Linked DNA regions of Mus musculus: region 2 is linked to region 1. A link is a loop called in an ENCODE intact Hi-C map of the cell type or tissue named here. Cell type or tissue: heart. All regions are shown on one strand. Links, peaks and the distances in the headings refer to the core of each region. The heading gives the core; the rest is flanking DNA. Region 1 holds the start of Gm12887 (predicted gene 12887). Region 2 holds the start of Gm12886 (predicted gene 12886).

Region 1 (12,724 bases), core at 2,936-10,935:
AATGCATCAAACCCTAAAATCTCAACCCCTAAAACAAAAGGCACTCACCTATCCGCCTAATGTACAATTTATGATGATTTGACTATCCTAAACATATTTAACATCTCCAAAACTCCAAACATCCTCCTATCTCCCTCCATTGGCACATACCAAAATTAACGCCCCCTTCTGAGTATGATGGATAGATACATCCTTTGGATGGAATTTGGAAGGAAAAAGACCCCCTCCTTACAACCAGGATGGGTTTTGCTTGTGTCTTTCCACAGGACCAGCATAAGCCTGTCTGGGTTCCTGCCAGAAATGTCTGATACCACCCCACCAACCAAGAAGATGGCCTGCCTCTCACTGAAAGATCAAGGACAGAATAGGAAGAGGAGGAATATGCAGAGAAATCACCACAGAAGGACAACAAGATCTCCTAGAAGGACATCCATGACCTGGTGACTGCTGCCCAGGCCATGTGCCCTCCACACCCCCCCCTCTCCTCTATTCTCTTGGCTGTTTTTGTCATTCTTCATGATAACTGCTGCTGGCCAGCCTCTTCTAAGCCTTCCCACCCCTACTATTGGAGGCTCTGTGCTAGGGAAACCTACAATGGATACAACAAACTTATAGGGACCCAGGACTGTCCACCTGAAGAATGTCGAACCAGGATTGAGATCCCTTTACACCCAGATTTTATCTACACTATGCCCAGCCCCTTTCTCTGCTTTCCTTGCCAAAACACAGGTGAATGTCTCCAGGAGGTTTCCACATATGGAGGTTACAGATACTGGAGCTGCAGAATGGAATCCACCAGTTATGGTGGCACAATGCTCATCAACATTAAAACTCGTTTTCAGCTTTCCATCAGCGATTCATGGGAAGAACATTGGCAGACTGGAGTCATACATAAACTAAGCAAATGGCTATGCCATATAACCAGTAGCTGACCCTGAGCTTGTCCCTGCCTCATTATCTAACAGAAAAATCAGTATCAGAAGGGGCTGTAAGCTACCCTCTTCTGGCTACAGTATATCCAATATGCAGCTGACCTCCTTCCCTTAACAATCCACCCTAACTCCTCCCAATGCTTTTTCTGTGCTTCTCTCTCCCTACAATTATTAGCAGCTGTTCCCATTAACATTTCGCTTCATGACCTCCATGGAACCCTACCCACGAGGAAAGTACAGGACATTCCTTCTTTGACTTACCCCCCCCCTTTGCCTTGTAAGACCCTCCTCAAAACCCCATCTTAGATGTGTCCATGACATCAGCATCACCAAATCAGTATGTGTTAATCCTCCTGCCCTCCTCTGGTGCAAAGGCACTACAGGTGCCTGTATTAACCCAACTTTTCAAGGCTCTTGAACTCCACCCCTGTGATAATTGTCACCCAGGTTTATCTCTATAAACCAGAAGAACTCATCTTGCAAATGGGAGAAAGCTTAAAGAAGAGAAAGATCTTCATTTGACTAGGCCTTGCTGTCTCACTGGGGGCAACAGAAACTGTTGGAGCAACCCTTGTCCAAACACATCTGGCCAGTGACTTCCAAGACAAGCTTGACCGGGCAATGGCTTTCAGTACAGACAGCCAGATAACCCCATAGCAGGAGTTGCTCTCCAAAACCAGAGAGCCTGGACTTACTGACTACTGAACAAGAAGGGACTTGTGTTTTGCTGAGGGAGAAATGTCGCTTTTATGTCAATGAATCTGGGCTGGTAAAAGAAGATATACAAATGCTCAAAGAACTCTGAAAGAACCTCCAGGCACTCTATACTCCAAACACCCCTAGCCTTTGGTATTCTAACCCCATGATAGTCTGAGTTCTTCCCCTCCATGGCCCTATACTAGCCATTGGAGTCTGGCTTCTCTTGACACCCTGTCTCATTCAGTTTTCAAAGCAGCAGATGAGTATCCTTGCAAAAATCACTACCAATCAGATCATGGTTCAGTATCAGACTGTTCTCTACATAGGAGACAGTTATTCTGGTGACACCTCTCCCTTATGAAAAGAAAAAGGGGGATTTGTGGGGCACTGGGCTGCACACAGACATCTTAGTCTCCAGTGAAGTAAAGGTCTAGAACCCCAGGGTCCCGATAGGTGGTAATTTCCACCTACGTAGGAAGGAAGGTGTTTGATCATGTCTCCTGCATCCCTGACTCCTGTCGAAGTTACCGCCCCACAGCCCCTGCAGGAGCGGTGTGTGGATATCAGTCACTTAGGAGTAGCACCAAGCCTTGCCACATGCAAATAAAGGTTTCCCCCAAGCTCTTAGTCCAAGGCAATGAGAGGTACCTGCTGTTGATCCCTGAATCACCCACAAAACTGTATATAAATCCTATCCAGGGAATTGAAGGTGTGCAAGAACTACTCTATCCCATCGTCTGAGTCCTTTGTTCCAAGAGCTGTCACACGTGGGAAGAGAACTTCTTTCCCAAAGCTCCACCTGTGGTTCGCTGCACTCCTCACTGGATAGACAGCTTCTCTTCAGCCCAGCCCAACCCAACCCAACTCAGTGCAGAGTGGCTTAGTGTTACTGAGAGACCTGGAAAGCATGGCAGAAAATTTGTCTCCCTGCCCATACTTGCTTCCCTTCACCAAAACTCTTGCACCAGGCCTGGCCAGGGATCTCCATGGAAAAACTCTGTTACCCAGGCCCACAGGTTTTGATCAAGTAGGGGAAAATGAAGTCTTAAAACTCACAAAAGAGAGACAGAGATGTTTTACCTGCCCACACCAATAAAATGTACACTCTCACGTGATCCTCAGCGAAAACACATGTGTGTATTATTCCACGTGGACAGGAACTTTATAAAAATTGAAGGGTAGGGTGGGATTCAGGAGTTCATGCTTCCCATTGGCTCATTGTGAGAGGCTAAGGATGCTCTATTTGCATGGGGAAGCACTCTAGCTGTTTTCCCTAGGTGACTGATTGTCATGGTCACCCTCAGTGGGATGACATGGTCACTTATTCCAGAGCAGGTAGAGGTGGGCAGGGAGTAGCCCTCAACCTTACCAGTTTTGTTAAGAGCAGCTTCTACTGCATTGTAAGCTCAAAATAAATAAACGTCACCAATGGATGGATGTAGGGAATGCTCAGATTCTGGTGTCCAGCAAGGGTGTGTTTACTTGGGCCCAAGAAAGGCAACTGGATTAACTCCTGAGGACACAAGAGTTTGTTGACTAACTGAGCTAGGGTGGAGTTACCTAGATCCCTATGTCTCCTGTCAGTCTGTCTTTCTCTCCTGCTGTTAGAATGCCTTGGTGCAGGAGAGTCTGGAGCCACCATCAGATTCAGGTCCAATAACTCTAGTATTTTGGCATAATTTAGGTGAGTGAGGAGTAGATGGGCACAGAGCAGGGGGCCCACTTCCTTTCACCAAATTGGTTCAATTCTGAAGAGCAAGTTCTATAAAGCATTTGAGATTTGGAGGCTACTTGGCACCAGAAGGGAAGCATCATGTGTTTTTGATCATTTCCCAAGAAAGCTGTGCACTCCTGGTGTTTATGCTATCTGTCAAAATACTAGCAGCTGTGCATCGCCTGAAGCATCTAAAACTCAAGCCACCCTGCTCCTGGAGAGCTAGGCTTTTTCCCCAGCACACCTGAATAGAGATCTACCAGGCACCTGAATGTCCTCCACACAGTTACCCCCCAGCACCCACTACACCTGAGTGGGAAACAGACTGAATTCCTCATCTTCATGGAACATGCCTCCCAGTGATGAAACAAAATCTACAGAAATAAGGGAAACATGTCAGACAGTGCGGGTGCACTAAAAACATGCACTAAGCCCGGAAAAAAGATAGAGTCTGAGGTGTAAGCTTGTGCATGGAGAGAGTAAGGTTAGGGCAGGATTCACCTAGACAACTGAGCAGAGCTTAGAGGATGAGGGAATTTGCCATATGAATGTGTGGTCAAAGGAGAAGCAGAGGCAAAGGTCATGGGCCTGATATACACCAAAGGAAAGGATCCAGGTTCTTAGGCTAAGGAGTGGCCAAAATATAAGGTGTTTTAAAGTGTCAGTTTAGAAGCTAGGTGTGGTGGTGAAACAAGTATTCATGAGGATGAGGTAGATGGATCTCTGTGCATTTGATGTGTTAAGATATGCCTGTCAATGTGGTTAGTTTCAGGTCATCCAGAATGAGGAGGTAGCAGTGGGCAAGGGAAGAGGGAAAAGTGTTAAGGTTAGGTTTCATGTTGGGGATCATTTAGTCCCATCTTGGTCATCTGAGATTTCTATATTATGTGTGACCTAGGTCCTATTGGTCTGTTTCCAAGGACCACCCTCTGCTTTGAGAGAGGTTCTGAGAAAAGAGGGGTTTGGGATCACCAAAAAAAAAAAAAAATGGCGTGAAATGAAATTGTGAATCCAAGCTGATGACCTGTGTTCTGCTTGATCCAGCTTTTCAGGTCTGCTTCTCTCTATGTTCTACTTTCTATCAGGAGGTTTCTCTGTCTATATGATGTTTGCTTGCTAATCAAAAAGATCTCTCTGTCCATGCCATGCTTGCGTGCATGTGTGTGTGCTTGTGTGCGTACATGTCTGCATGCATGCCTGTGTGTCTTGTCTCCAAACAGTTCCTAAAAAGATTCTCTGGGTACCTCATCTACTGCAAAACACAGTGCCCGTCTCTTATGATACATATCACTGCAGTCATTTACCCCAGGTTTTCCTTTTGATTTTCTTATGAAACAGCGTCCCATGACGAGGAGACAGCAAATATATATATATATATATATATATATATATATATATATATATATATATATGTTTTAAAAGAATTTGGAGTTCTATATGACTTTGTTAAACACAGACTATAGGATAGTTGGGTGGGATCCTACCCTGAAATTAACATTTCTAACATGTCTGACCCAAACCTTGCACTGTCCCAGGCTGATGTTGAACTCAGGAATCTTTCTTCTTTTGGAATCATAAACAACAGAAAAAAAATGTGGGATCTCCTGTGAGCAACACTCCCTTTTATCTCTTTATCTTTTTCCTAGTAATTGCCTAACAAGTTGATTTACCACATGGCTGCTTTTTTTATTTTAGATTCATGAAGCCCCTCATAAAATTCATTTTGCTTCCTTATTTTTTGCTTAGTTGAGAAATTATTTTCAAATATATGTTTCTAGGGTTCTTTTCCATAGCCTTAAGGGCAGTCCTGAAGGTTACAACATTTACCATTTTGCTGAGATATCACCGCACCCTCAGTTCCTGGACATGCACTGTTTGTGGCCATCATGGAGTCATTAACATTAACAGGAAGGATATTCCTTGGAAAGAAAGAGTCCTTCACTGATAGTGGGACCACAAAATATGCATATCATTAAAAACAAGCCTTTTGCCTACAGTAGCCATTGACATTCTCAAAGGCTTACACAGGGCCCTGTTGCAGGGATGGGAACTATGTCACTCTATCCAAACCAGGGCCAAACTGGTCCAAGCAGGTAAAGGGGAATGATGGCCATATGACTGTTTGGAGTGGAGGTCCAGGAGCTGTTTCTAAGGAGGATTTCAAATGATGCAGTGTAGCATCCTTTATGGTAAGGATTAATTTTGATGAAAGGGGTATTCGTCCTGGGGCAAAATTATAGTTCTTCTATTTAGAGGGGTACAAAATAAATAAATAAGAGCAAAAATCATTTAGACAGCTCTTCTGTGCTGAGACACATATGAGAGAAAGAGGCACAGTTCAATTCCTTCAGGACCCTAAAATAGCCATATTGAAATCTTTACTTATAAAATGGAAGCATCATATAAAGTCCTTAGAGGACAGAAGAGCAGCTTTCCAGTCTGTTCTAAGAACAAAATACATACCAGTCAAGTTGGTTTTGCTTCAGGGAATGCTCAGGCTGTGGCACCTGCCCTGAAGGGGCGTGGTCACCTCAAACTCTGCAAGGTACCCTGATTGCCAGTCAGGGACACAAGCACTCATTGATGTCACTGAGCTAAGATGGTGTTACCTTGCTCCCTGTGGATCCTTTCTGTCTGTCTTCTGTCTTGGTGTTGTGATGCCGAGTTGCCTGTGGCTCTGGACCCTGAGTCAGAATCAGTCCCACAACATCCAGTGATCAAGATTCAAGTAGGTGAGTAAGGAATATATTGGCACATGGCAGGCAACTCCCCTCCTGTTGTGGATTCATATCTGCAAAGCCAAAGCTGGAAGGGCCAGGAATTGGTATTTGAGGGTGCTCTACAATGAAGGGAAGGGGTCCATATGCCTTTTCTGAGCCCTCAGGAAGAGCTGTATATGTTGTCTTTATTAAAATCCTAGCAGCTGAGACATCAGCCTGCAGTGTTTCACAGGTCATCTTGTCCATGCAGAGCTCCCTCAGGGCAGCTCACTCAGGCTTTCATTCCTTCACATCTGAATAGAGATCTACTGGGCACCTGCATATCCTTCACACAGTTACTTCATAGCATCTACTACACCTGAGCATTAAGTGGTCTTCATCCTTCTGGAACTTTAATCCATAAATCCTGATTCTATACAGTAGCTCTCCTCCCTTTGTACAGTTCCTGAAATGTGCCTGGGCCTTATACCTTTTCACCTATCATAGGAGGAAAAGAAAGGAGGGGAAACATATAAAGAAGTAGGGAAACATGTCAAAACCAACATAAAGCCTGGAAGAAGATTGAGCCTGAGGTGTAAGCTTGTGCTTCTTCTGAACAAATTAGGGCAGGATTCACGCAAGAATGAAAACTGAGCAGAGCTGAAGTGGATGAGGGAAGATACCATATGGATGTGTAGTCAAAGGAACAGCAAATGGAAAGACCATGACCATATGTGTCCAAATGAGTCATAGAGGGAGCAGAGGGATCAAGAGGAGAGAGACTGGACACACCTGCTGGGGCTTTTAAGACTAGTGTAAGAACTCAGAATTGGACCTGGAACTTGTGAGGAGATGGGTAGCAGAATGTGCCTGCTTTACATTTTAAATAATTGTTCTAAGGCCATGGTGGTAGTTAGAGCCTGAATAGAGCTAGTTTAGGAAAGTAATTCCTCAGCACTCAGGAGGCAGAGGCAGGAGGATCTCTATAAATTTGAGGCCTGCCTGTTCTTCACCTTGAATGGAAGGTCAGCCAAAGCTACATGAGACTAGGTCATGTACAGTTAAAATTATAATAAAATGTAAGTGTTGTTCTATCTGTGACAATACATGGCCATGCAGGCCCTTCCATTGATCACTGAAACAAAGCTGTGGCTGTGATCTCTGGAGAGAAGACCTCATTAAAATTAAAGGGATTGAGGGACAGTCGAATGAGATCACAAAGAAGTCTGATGCTTGTCAACAGGGACAACAGGTGTTTTCTCATGTTTCTTGATAGACTCGGGCTTATTAGCTGTGAAGGTTCATTCTCTTCAAAAATCTTCTCAAGGAGATTCCCCATATAACATTAAGCTTAGTGGCCTGTTGGTCCTGGAGAATCCCTGGATTTACCCCTGTTGCTAGGCAGTTGATTTACTTTTTCCTCCTATGATAGCTGAAAAGGAATAAGGGCCAGGTACATTCCAGGAACTAAAGAAAGGGAAGAGAGAGACTGTATAGTGTCAGGATTGATGGATTAAAGGTATGAGAACATGTCTGTCTTGTCCCACAAGTGTCCTCATTTCTGTTGTAGTTGCTGTGTTAAGAAAAGATTGTAGATGTCACAGGAGCTGCAAGGGGACACTTCAGACCTTAAACTCCAGAGATGCAAGTAACTCAGAGCTGTACAGTGACAGGTGTTTGGTAACATGAAGTGTGGTTAAGTGGTGGGACTTTAACACATTTGAGAGTGGCAACAAGGGTTTAGATATGGACTGAGAGGTGAAGGGGGAGAGATGATACCACAGTTTTTTGGTTGAAACAATTTGAAAGTGAAGTTTTTTACCAAGGTTGGGTAGCTTGGAGGGTGAGCACAACTGAGACATTCTCTCTCTCTCTCTCTCTCTCTCTCTCTCTCTCTCTCTCTCTCTCTCTCCCTGTTTGTGTGTGTGTGTGTGTGTGTGTGTGTGTGTGTGTGTTTGTGCATGTGTGACACATTTCAACACATGAAAGAATCAGAGAACATTTCTCTTGAGTCAATTCTTTCATTATCACATATGGATCCCAGGGATTGAACTCAGAACATTATGCTTGGTAGTGCAAGTCTTTACTCATTTGTGACACTACAACTTGGCTATGGTCTTCTTTAATTCCATATAGCCTGAGGTAACCTAGAATTCTCTGTGTAGCCAAGGATTCCCTTGATCTCCTACTTCCAAATTGTTGGGTTTAACATCATATGCCTGGCTAACTTAGTTTTTGTAGACAGTGTCTCATATAGCATGGGTTGTCCTTTATCTTGATATATAGTATAGAATTCCTTTTTTACTTTCTCTCTATTTTATTTAAATTTGCAATTTTATTTTAAGGCAAGGTCTCACTGTGTAGCCACAGCTTTCCTGGATCTCACTATGTAGTCCAGGCTAGCCTCAAATCCCGTGATTCCCTAGCATCTGCCTTCTTAGTGCTGCCAATACAGGTGCCCCAAGTCCAAAGTTCTAAAGGTAACCTTGGAATCTTGCTCCTCTTGTGCTTTCCAAGATGTAGGGTTGCAGAAAAAGGTACCACTATCACCAGATCATTGTATTTTCTGGGGGAAGAGCACTGTGTTTTAAAGCCAGGCTCACTGGTGTGTATTCTAGGCTAAGTGAACACAGGAAACCATTGTCCCACCTGTGGTGTACTGGGATGTGGCATGTGATGGCACCCCCAATTTACAAATCATTCAATCTGATTCCCTTTTTACACAACTGGCCAGTGCTACAGAGGTGTTTGCACAGGTGAGACATCGAGTTCAGATCTACTGGTCTGGGGCTTACTTAAAGTCCTGTCACAGGGTGAAGTCATCCCAGGAGTGACTATGCCAGGAGTAGGGACACCTCAGTTTCTTGAGAAGGAATGGCCAACCAAAACACAGCCCAGGACAGAGACAGTGAGGGAACTGCCTGTGGGGTGTAGGAAGGTCAGGAGAGCTCAATGTCCTGGAAGCCACTGAGAAATGTTCCCTGAAGAAGGAAACAAGCCAAGTCTGATGGCTCAAATCTATGACCCCAGAAAGAGGTAGATGCCTGCAATTTCAAGGCAAATGTGGATTATTCAGTTGCTAGTAAGATTCTTGTGAGTTTCTCCACAGTATTGGATGATACCCCATATGAAAAACTGATAACAATAACAAAACACCAATAACAACAAAATTATGCTACCACCATAAAAGTAGATAGCAGTTCATCATACCACATGTACATAGGTCGGTTATGAGCAGCCTGGAAACTGATCATTGAAATTAGTTAAGTGAATATTGGTATCCATTTTAACAAAATAGTTTGAGACTGATATTTTTTCAATATTTTTATTAGCTATTTTCCTAATTTACATTTCAAATGCTATACCAAGATTGGCCTATATCCTTCACACACCCTGCTCACCCACCCACCTCGATTTTATTTCTTGGTGCAGGCCTGCCCCTGTATTGGGGCATATAAAATTTGCAAGACCAAGGGGCCTCTCTTCTCAATGATGGCTGACTGGGCCATCTTCTGCTACATATGCATCTCTGGGGGTACTGGTTAGTTCATATTTTTGTTCACCCTATAGGGTTGCAGACACATTCAGCTTATTGGGCACTTTTTCTAGCTCCTACATTGGGGGCCCTGTGTTCCATCCAATAGATGACTATGAGCATCCACTTCTGTATTTGCCAGCCACTGGCATTGCTGTACTACAGACCGCTATATTAGGGTCCTTTCAGCAAAATATTACTGGCTTATGCAATAGTATCTGCTTTTGGTGACTGACTATGGGATGGATCCCCAGGTAGGGCAGTCTCTGGATGGTCCATCTTTTCATTTCAGCTCCAAACTTTGTCTCTGTAACTCCTTCCATGGGTATTTTGTTCGCTATTCTAAGGAGGAATGAAGTATCCATGCATTGGTCTTCCTTCTTCTTGATTACTAGAGTTTTGCAAATTGTATCTTGGGTATTCTAAGTTTTTGGGCCAATATCCACTTATTAGTGAGTGCAAGATAAGTGAGAGAACATAAGGTCTGTGTCTTCAGGAAAGGGTCAGGGTGACACTAGCTGTGTTTCTGCAGCCTGCTGGGTAGCTGTGCTTAGATCTGTTCTATTCCTGTGGCTGTGAGGACCTGCAGAGTCCACTATGTTCATAGCAGCCTTATTTATAATAACCAGAAGGTGGAAAAAACCCAGATGTCTCTCAACAGAGGAATGGATACAGAAAATGTGGTACATTTACACAATGTAGTACTATTCAGCTAATAAAAACAATGGACTCATGAAATTCTTAGACAAATGGAAGGATCTGGAGGATATGATCCTAAGTGAGGTAAACAAATCACAAAAGAACACACATGATATGCACTCACTGATGAGTGGATATTAGCCCAGAAATCAGGATATGCAAGATACAATTCACAAACCATACGAAATTCATGAAATAGGAAGACCAAAGTGTGGACACTTCAGTCCTTCTTAAAAGGGGGAACAAAATACCCATGGAAGGAGTTACAGAGACAAAGTTCGGGGCAGAGACAGAAGGAACGACCATCCAGAAACTGCCCTACCTGGGGATCCATTTCATAAACAACCACCAAACCCAGACACTACTGCAGATGCCAAAAAAAAGCTTGCTGACAGGAGCCTGATAAAGCTGTCTTCTGTGAGTCTTTACCAGTGCCTGGCAAATACAGATGTGGATGCTCATAGTCATCTGTTAGATGAAGCACAGGGCCCCTACTCAAGGAGCAAGAGAAAGTACCCAAGGAGATGAAGGGGTTTTAGCACCCTAAGAGGAATAACACTATGAACTAACCAGTAATCCCAGAGCTCCCAGGGACTAAACCGCAAGCAAAGCTTCCCATGGAGGGACCCAATGCTTCAACTGCATATGTAGCAGAGGCTGGCCTTGTTGGACATCAGTTCGAGAAGTGGCCCTTAGTCCTGTGGAGGATCAATGTCCCAGTGTAGGGGAATGCCAGAACAGGGTATCAGGAGTGGGTCGGTTGGTGAGCAGGCAGAGGGTGGATGGGATAGTGGGTTTAAAGGGGTGAAACGAGGAAAGGGGATAACATTTGAAATGCAAATAAATAAAATATCTAATAAAGAAAAAAATATTCTTTTATGAAAACATGAGTCAAGGAAATTTTAATATTTTTTCAGTGAATAAATACCAAACTAAGATCTCTCTTTTATATTGTGTTACAATGTCATATAATAGAAATTCCTGTTTTCATGGCTAAATAAATATAGCGTAATGGTTAAGAGACTAGAGAACCTGGCTTCTGTTATCAGCACATATGACAGCTTAGAACTGTGTGTGACTCTAGTTGATGTGGGCCTGAGATCCTCTTTTGGCCTCTGAGGTTATTGCACACAGGAGATGCACAGATATACAAGTTGGAAAAATACACATACACAAGAAATGATACGTTTAATAAATCTTTTAAAAGTAATGTTTTCATTCATATGTTTCCAACATGATCTTGTTGGTTAGATGTCATTGTAATCGTGGTTTCCATGAAAACCTCTAATGAAACACCAAAATCTGGAACTTATGGCCAGGCTCTACAGGATGGGAAGAATAAGATGAAGGTAAGATGCTAACTCCTTCCCTGTGGCATTTACTGAGGGCTTTGATAGACAGTGCTATTTGAAAGCTCCACCTTGCAAAACAGATACCCACTGGGTTTGTTTCATTTTGTTTGGGAATGCAAGATTTTGTTCTATAGCTCAGACCAGTCTGGAACTTAATCTTCCTGCCCCAGCCTCCTTAGTGTTGGGATTGCAGGCATGTGCAATCATGCTGGATGACCTAGTGCACATATGATGGGCTCAGCCTGAATGAGTTATATTTCTGATGCTGTGATAAAAATACCATAATGAAAGGCAACCTATGTAGAATTTATATGGGCTTATGGTTCCAAAGGATTAAGAGTTTATCATGGCAGAAAAGCATGGCAGAAGGTGAGAGAACAAGACTTTACTGTAAGCATGAAACAAGAGAGCAAAATAGAAGTGAAGCAAGCCTGTGATACCTTCAATCTCACCCCACTGATATATGTCTTCCAGCAAGGCTGAACCTCCCCATAACATCCCAAGAAATCGCCACCAACTAGGGAACATATGTTAAATAGCTGAGCCAATGGAGGACATATCATTCCAACTCCCAAACACAACTTTAGTTACCCTGAGAAAAGATCTGGTTACTAAGAGTCCCATCCTTTCATTTCTCTCTCACTGCTATTTTTTGTTTGTTTGTTTTTTGTTTTTTTGTTTGTTTGTTTGTTTGGTTTTTTTTAGGATGTGGAGAATAAAGTCCTGGATGCCTGTTCCCAACTGTGTCAGAGTCTTGCTCAGGATCCTAAATTGCAGCATGGCTACATTGTTGTTGCATACTTTAAGGAACACCAGCTCCTGTAATTGTCCTTCTAATATATGAGGAATCTCTGCTTCTTCTATTGACATACATTGACTGTAATTATTTAGACATTCACCCATATCAATTCAAAGAAGTTATCTTTAAGATGTTCCTGTAAGCATTGTGGAACTTATATTATTTGGTTGTTATGCTTACATATATATATATATATATATACATATATATATATATATATATGCACCCCCTGCCTCTCTCTATGTCTCTCTCTGTCTTTCTGTCTCTCTGTCTCTGTTTCTCTGTCTCTCTGTCT
Region 2 (12,724 bases), core at 1,644-9,643, 200 kb after region 1:
CAACCTCTGCTTGGAGAGGGGTTCAGAGAAAAGAGGTGTTTGGGATCACCAAAAAGAATGACATGAAGTCAAATCGTGAATCCAAGCTGATGACCTGTGTTCTGCTTGATCCAGCTTTTCAGGTCTGCTTCTTTCTATGTTCTACTTTCTATCAGGAGGTTTTTCTGTCTATATTCTGCTTCCTTGCTAGTCTAAATGATCTCTCTGTCCGTGCCTTGCGTGCATGCATGTGTGTGTGCTTGTTTGCATACATGCCTACATGCATGCCGGTGTGTCTCTTCTCTAGCAGTTCCTTAAAAGATACTCTGGGTACCTCAAATAAATACCACAGTGCCAGTCTTTTATGATATATATCACTCCAGGTTTTCCTTTTAATTTTCTTATGAGTCAGAATCCCATGACTAGGAGACAGCAATATACATATATATAAATCAAAGAATTCAGAGTTCTATATGACTTTGTTAAACACAGACTATATGATAGTTGGGTGGGATCCTACCCTGAAATTAACATTTCTAACATGCCTGACCCTAACCTTTCACTGTCCCAGGCTGATGTTGAACTCAGGAATCTTTCTTCTTTTGGAAGCATAAACAACAGCAATAAAAAAAAAAAAAAAACTTAGCTGGGTGGTATCTCCTGTGAGCAACACTCCCTTAATCTCTTTATCTTTTTCCTAGTAAATGCCTAACAAGTTGGCTTACCACATGGCTGCTTTGTTTTACTTTAGAATCACGAAGCCCCTGATAAAACTCATTTTGCATACTTATTTCTTGCTTAATTGGGAAATTAATCTCAAACATATGTTTCTAGGGTTCTTTTCCATAGCCTTAAGGGTGGTCCTGAAGGTTACAACATTTACCATTTTCTGAGATATCACTGCACCCTCAATTCTTGGACATACACTGTTTGTAATCATCATGGAATTATTAAAATTAATAGGAAGGATATTCCTTGGAAGGAAAGAGTCCTTCACTGATAGTAGGACCACAAAATCTGCATTTCATTAAAAAACAAGCCTTTTGTTTACTGTAGCCATTGACATTCTCAAAGGCTAACACACGGGCCCTGTTCCAGGAGCAGAAACCATGTCACTATGTCCCCACCAGGGCCAGACTGGGCCAGGTAGGTAAAGGGGAATGATGGCCATATAACTGTTTGGAGGGAGGGCCAGGAGCTGTTTCTAAGGAGGATTTCAAATGATGCAGTGCAGCATCCTTTATGGTAAGGATTAATTTGGATGAAAGGGGCATTGGTCCTGGGGCAAAATTTTAGTTCTTCTATTTAGAGGGGTACAAACTGCATAAGACCAAAAATCATTCAGACAGCTCTTCTGTGCTGAGACACAGATGAAAGAGGCACAGTTCAATTCCTTGAGGACCCTCAAATAGTGATATTGAAGTCTTTACTTATAAAATGGAAGCGTTGTATAAAGTCCCTAAAGGACAGAGAGCAGCTTTCCGGTCTGTTCTAAGGACAAAATATATACCTGTCAAGTTGGTTTTGCTGCAGGGAATGCTCAGGCTGTGGTACCTGCCCTGCAGGGGCGTGGTCACCTCAATCCCTGCAAGGTACCCTGATTGCCAGTCAGGGACACAAGCACTCATTGATGTCACTGAGCTAAGATGGTGTTACCTTGCTCCCTGTGGCTCCTTTCTGTCTGTCTTTTGTCTTGGTGTTGTGATGCCAAGTTGCCTGTGGCTCTGGACCCTGAGTCAGAATCAGTCCCAAAACCTCCAGTGCTCAAGACTGCAACAGGTGAGTAAGGAGTAGATTGGCACAGAGCAGGCAACCCTCTTCCTCTTTGTTGTGGATTCATATCTGCAAAGCCAAAGTTGGAAGGGCCAGGAATTGGGATTTGAGGCTGCTCTACAGTGAAGGGAAGGGACACATATTTCTTTGCTAAGCCCTCAGGGAAAGGTGTGTACTGCTGGGTTTCATGTTCTCTTTATTAAAATCCTAGCAGCTGAGACATCAGTCTGCACCATTTCACAGGCGATCTTGTTGCTGCAATGCTCCCTCAGGGCAGCTCACTGAGGCTTTCACTCCTTCACAACTGAATAGAGATCTACTGCGCACCTGCATGTCCTTCACACAGTTACTTCATAGCATCTGCTACACCTGACCATGAAGTGGTCTTCATCCTTCTGGAACTTTAATCCATAAATACTGATCCTATACAGTAGCTCTCCTCCCTTTGTACAGTTCCTGAAATGTGCCTGGGCCTTATACCTTTTCACCTATCATAGGAGGAAAAGAAAGGAGGGGGAAACATATAAAGAAGTGGGGAAACATGTCAAAACCGACATGAAGCCTGGAAGAAGATTGAGCCTAAGGTGTAAGCTTGTGCTTCTTCTGAGCAAATTAGGGAAGGATTCACGCAAGAGTGAAAACTGAGCAGAGCTGAAGTGGATGAGGGAAGATACCATATGGATGTGTAGACAAAGGAACAGAAAATGAAAAACCATGAGCTAATTATATGTGTCTAGATGAGTCATAGAGGGAGCAGAGGGATCAAGGGGAGAGAGGCTGGACACATCTGCTGGGGCTTTTAAGACTAGTGTAAAAACTCAGAATTGGACCTGGAACTTGTGAGGAGATGGGTAGCAGAATGTACCTGCTTTACATTTTAAATAATTGTTCTAAGTCCATTGTGGTAGTTAGAGCCTGAATAGAGCTAGTTTAGGAAAGTAATTCCTCAGCACTCAGGAGATAGAAGTCAGTATCTATGTAAATTTGAGGCCTGCCTGATCTTCACTTCGAGTTCCAGGTCAGCCAAAACTACATGAGGAGGCCTGGTCATGTACAGTTAAAATTAAAATAAAACGTAAGTGTTGTTCTATTTGTGACAATAGATGGTCATGCAGGCCCTTCCAGTGATCACTGAAACAAAGCTGTGGCTGTGATCTCTGAAGAGAAGTCCTCATTAAAAAATGGGATTGAGAGATAGTCAACTGAGATCACAAAGAAGACTGATGCTTGTCAACAGGGATAACAGGTGTTTTCTCATGTTTCTTGATAGACTCCCTGGATTTACTCCTGTTGCTAGTCAGTTGTTTTACTTTTTCCTGCTATGATACCTGAAAAGGAATAAGAGCCAGGCACATTCCAAGAACTAAAGAAAAGGAAGAGGGAGACTGTATAGTGTCAGGATTTATGGATTAAAGGTATGACAACCTGTCTGTCTTGTCCCACAATTGTCCTCATTTCTATTGTAATTCTGTGTTAAGAAAAGATTGTAGATAACACAAGAGCTGCAAGGGGACACTGCAGATCTTAAACTCCAGAGATGCCTGTGACTCAAAGCTGTACAGAGACAGGTGTTTGGTAACATGAAGTATGGGGAAGTGGTGGGACTTGACATATTTGAGAGTGGCAGCAGGGGTTTAGATATGGCCTGAGAGCTGAAGGGGGAGAGATGATACCACAGCTTTTGACTAGGACAATTTGAAAGTGAAGTAGACTGGAAAGTGAAGTAGATTGGAAAGTGAAGTAGCTTGGAGTGTGAGCATATCTAAGACATTCTCTCTCTCTCTCTCTCTCTCTCTCTCTCTCTCTCTGTGTGTGTGTGTGTGTGTGTGTGTGTGTGTGCACGCACACGCATTTCTTTCAACACATGAAGGAATCAGAATATTTCTCTGGAGTCAATTCTTTCCTTCACACATGTGGATCCAAGGGAATAAACTCAGAACACTATGTTTGGTAGTGAAAGTCTTTACTCTTTGTTACACTACAACTTGGCTACAGTCTTCTTTTATATCATATAGCCTGAGGTAACCTAGAATCCTCTGTGTAGCAAAGTATTCCCTTGATTTCCTTCTTCCCAAGTGTTGGGTTTAACATCATATGCCTAGCGAACTTGGATTTTGTAGACAGTGTCTCATATAGCATGGGTTGTCCTTTATCTTGATATATAGTATATAATTCCTTTTTTCCTTTTTCTTTCTCTCTATTTTATTTAAATTTGTTATTTTATTTCAAGGCAAGGTCTCACTGTGTAGCCACGGCTTTCTTGGTGCTCAATATGTAGTCCAGGCTAGCCTCAAATCCGCATTGATACCCTTGCCTCCTCCTTTTTAGTGCTGCCAATACAGGTACCACAAGTCCAGAGTTCTGGAGGTAATTTTGGAATCCTGCTCCTCTTGTGCTTTCCAAGTTGTATGGTTACTGAAAATGGTATCACTATCACCAGATCATTGTATTTTCTGGGGGAATGGCACTGTGTTTTAAAACCAGACACACTGGTGTGTATTCTAGGCTAATGAGAACACAGGATCCCTTTGTCCTACCTCTGATGTACTGGGATGTAGGCATGTGATGGCACACCCAATTTACAAATCAGTCAATCTGATTACCTTTTTACACAACTGGCCAGTGCTACAGAGGTGTTTGCACAGGTGAGAAATTGAGTTCAGATCTACTGGTCTGGGGCCAATTTAAAGTCCTGTCACAGGGTGAAATCATCCCAGGAGTGAATGTGCCAGGACTAGGTACACCTCAGCTTCTGGAGAAGGAATGGCCAACCAAAACACAGCCCAGGACAGAGACAGTGAGGGAACTGCCTGTGGGGTGTAGGAAGGTCAGGAGAGCTCAATGTCCTGGAAGCCACTGAGAAATGTTCCCTGAAGAAGGAAACAAGCCAAGTCTGATGGCTCAAACCTATGACCCCAGGAAGAGGTCGATGCCTGCAATTTCAAGGCAAGTGTGGATTACTTAGTCACTACTAAGATTCTTGTGAATTTCTCCATAGTATTGGATGATACCCTAAATGAAAAACTAATAACAACAATAACAACAAAAAATTATGCTACCACCATAAAAGTAGAAAGCAGTTCATCATATCACACGTACATAAGTCAGTTATGAGCAGCTTGGAAACTGATCATTGAAATTAGTAAAGTGAAGATTGGTGTCCATTTTAACAGAACAGTTTGCGACTGATGTTTTTTTTTTTTCAATTTTTTATTAGCTATTTTCCTCAGTTGCATTTCAAATGCTATCCCGAAAGTCACCTATACACTTCACACCCCCTGCTCCCCTACACACCCTCTTTTATTTCTTGGTCCAGGCCTTCCCCTGTATTGGGGCATATAAAGTTTGCAAGACCAAGGGGCCTCTCTTCCCAATGATGGTTGACTGGGCCATCTTCTGCTATATATGCAGCAAGAGACACAAGCTCTGGGGGTACTGGATAGATCATATTGTTGTTCACCCTATAGGGTTGCAGACCCCTTCAGCTTATTGGGTACATTTTCTAGCTCCTACACTGGGGGCCCTGTGTTCCATCTTATAGATGACTGTGAGTATCCACTTCTTTATTTGCCAGCCATTGGCATAGCCTCACTAGAGACAGCTATATCAGGGTCCTTTCAGCAAAATTTTACTGGCTTATGCAATAGTATATGATTTGGTGGCTGACTTTGGGATGGATCCCCAGGTAGGGCAGTCTCTGGATGGTCCATTCTTTCATCTCAGCTCCAAACTTTGTCTCTGTAAGTCCTTCCATGGGTATTTTGTTTGCTCTTCAAAGGAGGAAAGAAGTATCCATGCACTCACTGGTCTTCCTTCTTGATTTACTTGAGTTTTGCAAATTGTATCTTGGGTAATCTAAGTTTCAGGGACAATATCCACTTATTAGTGAGTGCAAGATAAGTGAGAGAAGAAAAGGTCTGTGTTTTCAGGAAAGGACCAGGCTGACTCTAGCTGGGTTTCTACAGCCTGCTGGGTAGCTGTGCTTAGATCTATTCTATTCCTGTGGCTGTGAGGACCTACAGAGGCTACTATGTTCATAGCAGCCATATTTATAATAACCAGAAGGTGGAAAAAACTTACATGTCTCTCAACAGAGGAATGGATACAGAAAATGTGGTACATTTACACAATGGAGTACTATTCAGCTATTAAAAACAATGGACTCATTAAATTCTTAGACAAATGGATGGATCTGAAGGATATCATTCTAAGTGAGGTGACCATATCAAACACACACACACACACACACACACACACACACACACATGATATGCACTCACTGATGAGTGGATATTATCCCAGAAGCTCAGAATATGCAAGATACAATTCACAAACCATATGAAATTCATGAAGAAGGAAGACCAAGTGTGGACACTTCAGTCCTTCTTAGAAGGGGGAACAAAATACCCATGGAAGGAGTTACAGAGACAAATTTCAGGACAGAGACAGAAGGTATGACCATCCAGAAACTGCCCCACCTTGGGATCCATTTCATAAACAACCACCAAACCCAGACACTATTGCAGATGCTAAAAAGAGCTTGCTGACAGGAGCCTGATAAAGCTGTCTTCTGTGAGGCTCTGCCAGTGCCTGGCAAATACAGAAATGTATGCTAATAATCATCCATTAGATGAAGCACAGGAAACCCAATGAAGGAGCTAGAGAAGGTACCCAAGGAGCTGAAGGGGTTTTTAACCCCCTAGGAGGAACAACGGTATGAAAAAAAAAAAAACAGTAATCCCAGAGCTTCCAGGGACTAATCCAGGAAAAAGCATACACATGGAGGGAACCATTGCTCCAACTGCATATGTAGCAGAGGCTGTCCTTGTTGGACATCAGTGAGAGAAGAGGGCCTTGGTCCTGTGAAGGCTCGATATACCAGTGTAGGGGAATGACAGAACAGGATATCAGGAGTGGGTGGGTTGGTGAGCAGGCAGAGGGGGTGCTGGGGGAGTGGGTTTAAAGGGGTGAAACAAGAAAAGGGGATAACATTTTAAATAAAATATATAATAAAGAAAAAAATTATTCTCATAAAAACAAGACTCAAGGAATTTTAATATTTTTTCAGTGTATAAATACCAAACTAAGATCTCTTTTTTATATTGTGTTACAATGTCAGATAATAGAAATTCCTGTTTTCATGGCTAAATAAATATAGCTTAATCATTAAGAGACCAGAGAACCTAGCTTCTGTTGCCAGCACATATGACAGCTTAGAACTGTGTGTGACTCTAGTTGCTGTGGGCCTGAGATTCTTCTCTGGCTTCTGAGGTTACTGCAGACAAGAGATGCACAGGTATACAAGTAGGAAAAATACACATACACAAGAATAATATGTTTAATAAATCTTTTAAAAGTAATATTTTCATTCATATGTTTCCATTATTGATCTTGTTGGTTAGAGATCGCTGCAATCGTGGTTTTCATGAAAACCTCTAACGAAACACCGAAATCTGGAACTTATGGCCAGTCTCTACAGGATGGGAAGAATAAGATAAAGGTAAGATGCCAGCTCCTTCCCTCTGGCATTGCTGAGGGCTTTGATAGACAGTGCTATTTGAAAGCTCTACCTTGGAAAACAGACACATCACTGGGTTTGTTTCATTTTGTATTGGGATTCAAGATTGTGTTCTATAGCTCAGACCAATCAGGAACTTAGTCTTCCTACCCCAGCCTCCTTAGTGTTGGGATTGCAGGCATGTGCCATCATGCTGGATAACCTAGTGGAAATACGATGGTCTCAACCTGTATGAGTTACATTTCTGTTGCTGTGATGAAAATACCATAATGAAAGGCAACTTATGTAGAGTATATATGGGCTTATGGGTTCAAAGGGATAAAAGTTCATCATGGCAGAAAGGCATGGGAGAAGGTGAGAGAACAAGCTTCAACTGTAAGCATGAAACAAAGAGCAATATGGATGTGAAGCAAGCCTGTGAAGCCTTCAATCCCACCCCAGTAATATATATCTTCCAGCAAGGATGAACCTCCCCATAACATCCCATGAAAACACCACAAACTAGGGAGCACATGCTAAATAGCTGAGCCAATGGAGGACATATCATTCAAACCCCCAAATACAACGTTAATTAGTTTCCCCTGAGAAAAGATCTGGTTACTAAGAGTCCCATCCTTTCATTTCTCACTGCTCCTTTTTTTTTTAGGATGTTGAGAAGGAAGTCCTGGATGCTTGTTCCCAACTGTGTCAGAGTCTTGCTCAGGATCCTAACTTGCACCATGGCTACATTCTTAGGGCATACTTCAAGGAACACCAATTCCTGTAAGTGTCCTTCTATTACATGAGGAATCATGACTTCTTCTATTCACATACATTGACTGTATTTATTTAGAGATCCACCCATATCAATTCAAAGAAGTTTCCTTTAAGATGTTCCTGTAAGTATTGTGGAATTTAAATTATTTGGTTGTTATACTTGTATTTATATACATGTACGTGCAACAGCTGCCTCTCTCTCTCTCTCTCTCTCTCTCTCTCTCTCTCTCTCTCTCTCTCTCTCTCTCTTACTAACTCTGTGCCCATGTGTTATGTTAGCATGAGTTGTTGTCAGAGGTCAATGTTTGTTTTGTCCTCAATTGCTTTGTACTTTACATTTTTATAATACATTTTTGTTTATTTATTCTGTGTGTATGTATGTATGGTTTGTGGAGTTGGTATGGGCACATGTAAGTGCAGTGCTTAGAGAGGCCAGAGGAAAACATCAGATCACCTAAAGACAGAGTACAGTTGATTGTTAGCTATGCATCCATTATGTTTGCTAGACACTGAACTTGAATCCTCAGCAAGGGTAGAAAACCCTCCTAACCATTAAGCATCTATGCAAGCTTCTATTTTACTTTAAAATTTTTAACCTGTATTTATTTACTTACTGTTCTTGTTGGAAAGTATGATGAGGATGATAAATTATGTCTCTCCATGAACCTGGAGTGAACTATTGAGCTAGACTGGCTGATTGATGAGCCCAAGAAACCCTCCTGTCTCTGTCTCTCCAGTACTAATATTATCAGATTGTGGATGTGCCTGGATAGTTAATTTTTATTTTTACAATGGAGCATGTAATCCTAGCTCAATTTCTTTGCTGGCATGACAAGAATTTCACAGATTTAGCCATGACCCCATCCTCTCTCCATTTTTTTAAATTGTGAAATAAGAATTGTATTCAGACTTTGAGGACACATATATTTTACTTGTATGCTTTGGGTACCTATGGTATATTTTAAAAAGCTTAATCAGTAAAGTAACAATTGTTAACATTCTAATCTGATCATCAGAGCTGATAGGCAAATTTTTTTTCCAGGTCAGTAGTTCAGAGATGTACAAACCCTGCCAAAAGAGATATGTTCTCTGATTCTGCTAGAAAAATAGTTAAATAATTTCTGATTGTAAAAATCGTTTTTTTATTACATTATGAATATAGGTGTTGTTTCTGATGTGTGTCTAAGGGAATGGATGATTCTCTGGAACTGAATTTACAGACAGCTGTGGGCTGCCAAGTCACTTCTGGGAATGAAACTGAAGACCTGTGGAACTTAACTAACTTAAGAGCCTCTGCTCTCAATTGATGTATTTCTCTCCAAGCCCAACTTTCATTTCTTTATCTGAATTATTTAGCTTTCTAGTCTGCATCAACATGACATTTTCATTTTCTGTTTTAAAATTGAGTCTTCCTTTCTATCCCAGTCTGGGATCAGAATTTACAACACTCCCGTATTGGCCTTCCAAGTGCTAGTGAAATACCAAAGTTCAGACTCCATTTTTAAAAACTTGACCTAAATTTGAACTCAAGTAAACTAACAAGGAAGTACCAACATTAGTTTCCAAGTTGCCCCATAATAAAACCTCATCCTAGCTCCAGTCTCTAGGTTAATGCTCAACAAGAGCAGTGTCTCCAGATTATTCCTCCAACACAGCTGCACCCCAGATTACAAACTTACCCCTTGCCAAATGACCAATAATACAAAGGGGAGAAAAAGTTAAGTTTATGATATGATTCCAATCAACAGCCAATTATGTTAAAGATCATAGTAGCTTTCCATTTAGATTAACACACACATATTTGCTGCTTGCTGCTTACTAAAAAGCTTTGCTCTAATAGACATTCATGGCTCCCTCACTAGCAAAAATGTCCTGCATGACTGCAGTTCATTTGGAGGGCCTGAGCTAGCTCAAATAGAATAAAGACCCTGCTGTGAATTGCATAAGATTGGCTCCTGTCTGATTTTTTAGAGATCACTAACATTTTCTTGGTACAATACTAGGATTATAAACATGAGTGCTCATATCCAGTTCCCACTCATTTAAAGAAAATTATTAATAGTTTGATGTGTGCACCTGTCAACGGCCAGATCTCATTGAATATAGTGTAACAAATAATCCATCACTAATGAGGAAGTAGGAAGATTCTTGGGATTGTAAAGCTCTAGGACACAAAATATCATCAGGTGGCCATATCGCCCTTTCCAATTAATTGACAGGATTTCACAGAAGTAAAAAAGTTCCAGCCCTGTGATAGGTAGTGTATGAACATTAAATGAGTGTGTGCATATGCTGTGGTTGTCAGTTAGGCTAGAAGAAGGTGTCAGGTCCCCTGAAGCTGGAGGACAGGCTTCTGTGAACCAACTGCTGTGGGTGGTGGAGATTCTAACTTGGGTCCTACTAAGAAATCTCTGTAGCCACTAAAGTTAATTTTCATTTACATTACTTATTGTGTGGGGTCACACATGTACCATGCTGTAGATGTGAAGGTCAGAGGGAAGTTTAAAGGAGTCACTTCTGTCTTTCTTCTACATGGCATTCAAGGAGTTGAAGCCAGGTTGTCTGTCTTGGCAACAGATGTCTTTACCTGTTGTAACACCTTTGCAACCCAGGGGATGTTCTTAATTGAACTCCTCTAGATGCTTATGGAGGAGACAAATATATAATCAAGGAGACTACCAATAAGGCTTTTGTCATACTTAGAGTAGAATGACAGGGAAGGCTGCTCTCAACAGGGTGGTTAGAAGAGAAAAGAATCTGGATTTATTTTTTGAGAGAACCTGATGGGAAGATAGAGGAAACAAGGGTGACATCTAAGTTATCAGGATGAGCAAATGGCTGAACTGTATTGTCATTTACAGAGACAGGGAGCCACTGGGGAGGAACAGAGGGTATATGTGTTTTTTTGTTAGGCTGACAGTTCAACTGTGGTTTGAGATGACAGGATGTAGAGATTATTTGTAAGTACATGCTTTGAGATGGCCACCAAATAGAGCTGTATGTCAGGACACTGGAAATACATGTCTGACAAGGTGACAAGAGTGTTAGATGTATTCAGAAGTTTTCAGTATATACATTGATCTTGTTTACTTTTACATTTTTATGAGAAAATTATAAATAGATGCAAAAACATTGAACAATAGAGTGAATAGCTCTGTTCTTACAGATATCTCTTTTTAACACTTGTTAATTTCAGTCTGATAAGTTGGCTCAGTGGATTAAAAAAAAAACATTTCCCAGCAAGCTGATCAGCTGACTTAGATCATCAGATCCCTGGAGGAAGGAGAGACCAAATCTAGAGCTATTGCTTAACTCTGCACATGTGCCCTAGAACTCACATTCACACTCAGTCTGATCCCATCTCTCCAATCTACTCTTCCATGGCTCAAATTCTCACATTGTTGCACATAAATTTTCATCTTTTAAAAAGAAGATGCACTTAATCTGGTTGTGCTGGAACATGATTTTAATTCAGCATTCATGAGATGGAGGCAGTAGGGTCTGAAGTTCAGACTCATCTTGGCTACAAAATGAATCTGAGGCTAACCTGGGAAACAAAGAAGAGTAGGACAAAAAACAAAACCAAGAACCCAACTTGGTTTTTGTATTGACTGGACATCTTCATGCAATTCTTTGAGTGAAATTAGTTCAAAATAGCTGGACAACTTGGATACAGTGATATGTGCCTTTAATATTCATATTTGGGATGCAGATGCAGAGAGGTCTTTGAGTTTGAAACAGCCTAGTCTACAGAGTGATATCCAAGACAGCCAGAAATACATGTTGAGACCATGTGTTATTTCCCCAAGCATACCAAAGACTGAGGTTGTTGCTAGGGAGTGGGATAGTTAGATGGCTCTGTAGGTAATAGTCTTTAACTGTTCTTGAAGAGACATGAACCAACTTGCCCAGCTATATTAACCTCCTGCAAATAGTCCCAGAACAAATGCTTGACTTATGCAATCACTATGGACACAGCAGTGTTCTGCATCCACTTTGAACTTTTAAGACACAACCCAACTGCAAAACACCAAACCTGTCTGCTAAGAGCACCTTAGTCTCCTGCTCATGCACATAGCCCCTCCCTTCCTCTGCCCTTCTCCTAGCTTTGAAAAGGTTCTTAGTCTGTAAGAAAGGCATGCTTGCTTAGTGTGAGCTCTTCTCAGATACTCTGGAAAAGAAAACAAAAACAAAAACAAAAACAAAAACAAAAACAAAAAATTTCCTGCCCTTTTTGTCCAGTCTCCTAACTCCCTTTTCCACATGATTTCTTAACATGGTTCTCAATCTCAGATTATGTTCTTCAATCAGGGGAACCTCTTGCAAGCCATGGAACATGAGTAGCAGCAGCAGCAACAGCAGCAGCAGAGTATCCATGGCTAATCCTTGGATCCTAGCTGAGGTGTCCCTGAGTTAATTCCATCCAGTTCCTGAATCGCCCCTACTTACTTCTTAATAGCCTTCCTCTCTGCCAGCACCCTGGATAGAGGATTAAAAATTTTCGCAGCAAATGACCTGTTCTTCCATACTGATGAGTTCTTTCATGGGTAACCCTCCAGAAATTTCTTGGGCTTGTTCCTTCAACAGTCTAATAATTAATCCATCGAGCTTCATTTTTTCTCTCCATCCCTTCCTACCTATAACCATCCCCCACCTGCCCTCCTTTCCCCAATTTTTCACCCTCCTCACTTGGCCTAC

The links. Peaks named below come from ENCODE experiments on the same cell type or tissue, not always from the same donor. Only the 100,000 strongest peaks of a DNase experiment are listed, where the experiment ranks them.
Region 2: it touches region 1 in a loop (15-fold over the local background); 2 of 42 quality-filtered maps call a loop at or near these places.

Annotation. Positions count from the first base shown.
Region 1 is chr4:121,615,324-121,628,047 of GRCm38, reverse strand. It overlaps Gm12887 (predicted gene 12887), which reads left to right and starts at 5,923. Exons shown (of 4, transcript NM_001099309.1): 1 at 5,923-6,077; 2 at 11,530-11,627; 3 at 12,336-12,451. The coding sequence starts at 5,945. In heart, for the core only: no CTCF peak of the experiment used is centred there; no DNase peak of the experiment used is centred there.
Region 2 is chr4:121,411,979-121,424,702 of GRCm38, reverse strand. Gm12886 (predicted gene 12886) reads left to right here and starts at 1,604. Exons shown (of 4, transcript NM_001144948.1): 1 at 1,604-1,758; 2 at 7,155-7,252; 3 at 7,917-8,032; 4 at 9,189-9,968. The coding sequence starts at 1,626. The coding sequence ends at 9,201. In heart, for the core only: no CTCF peak of the experiment used is centred there; no DNase peak of the experiment used is centred there.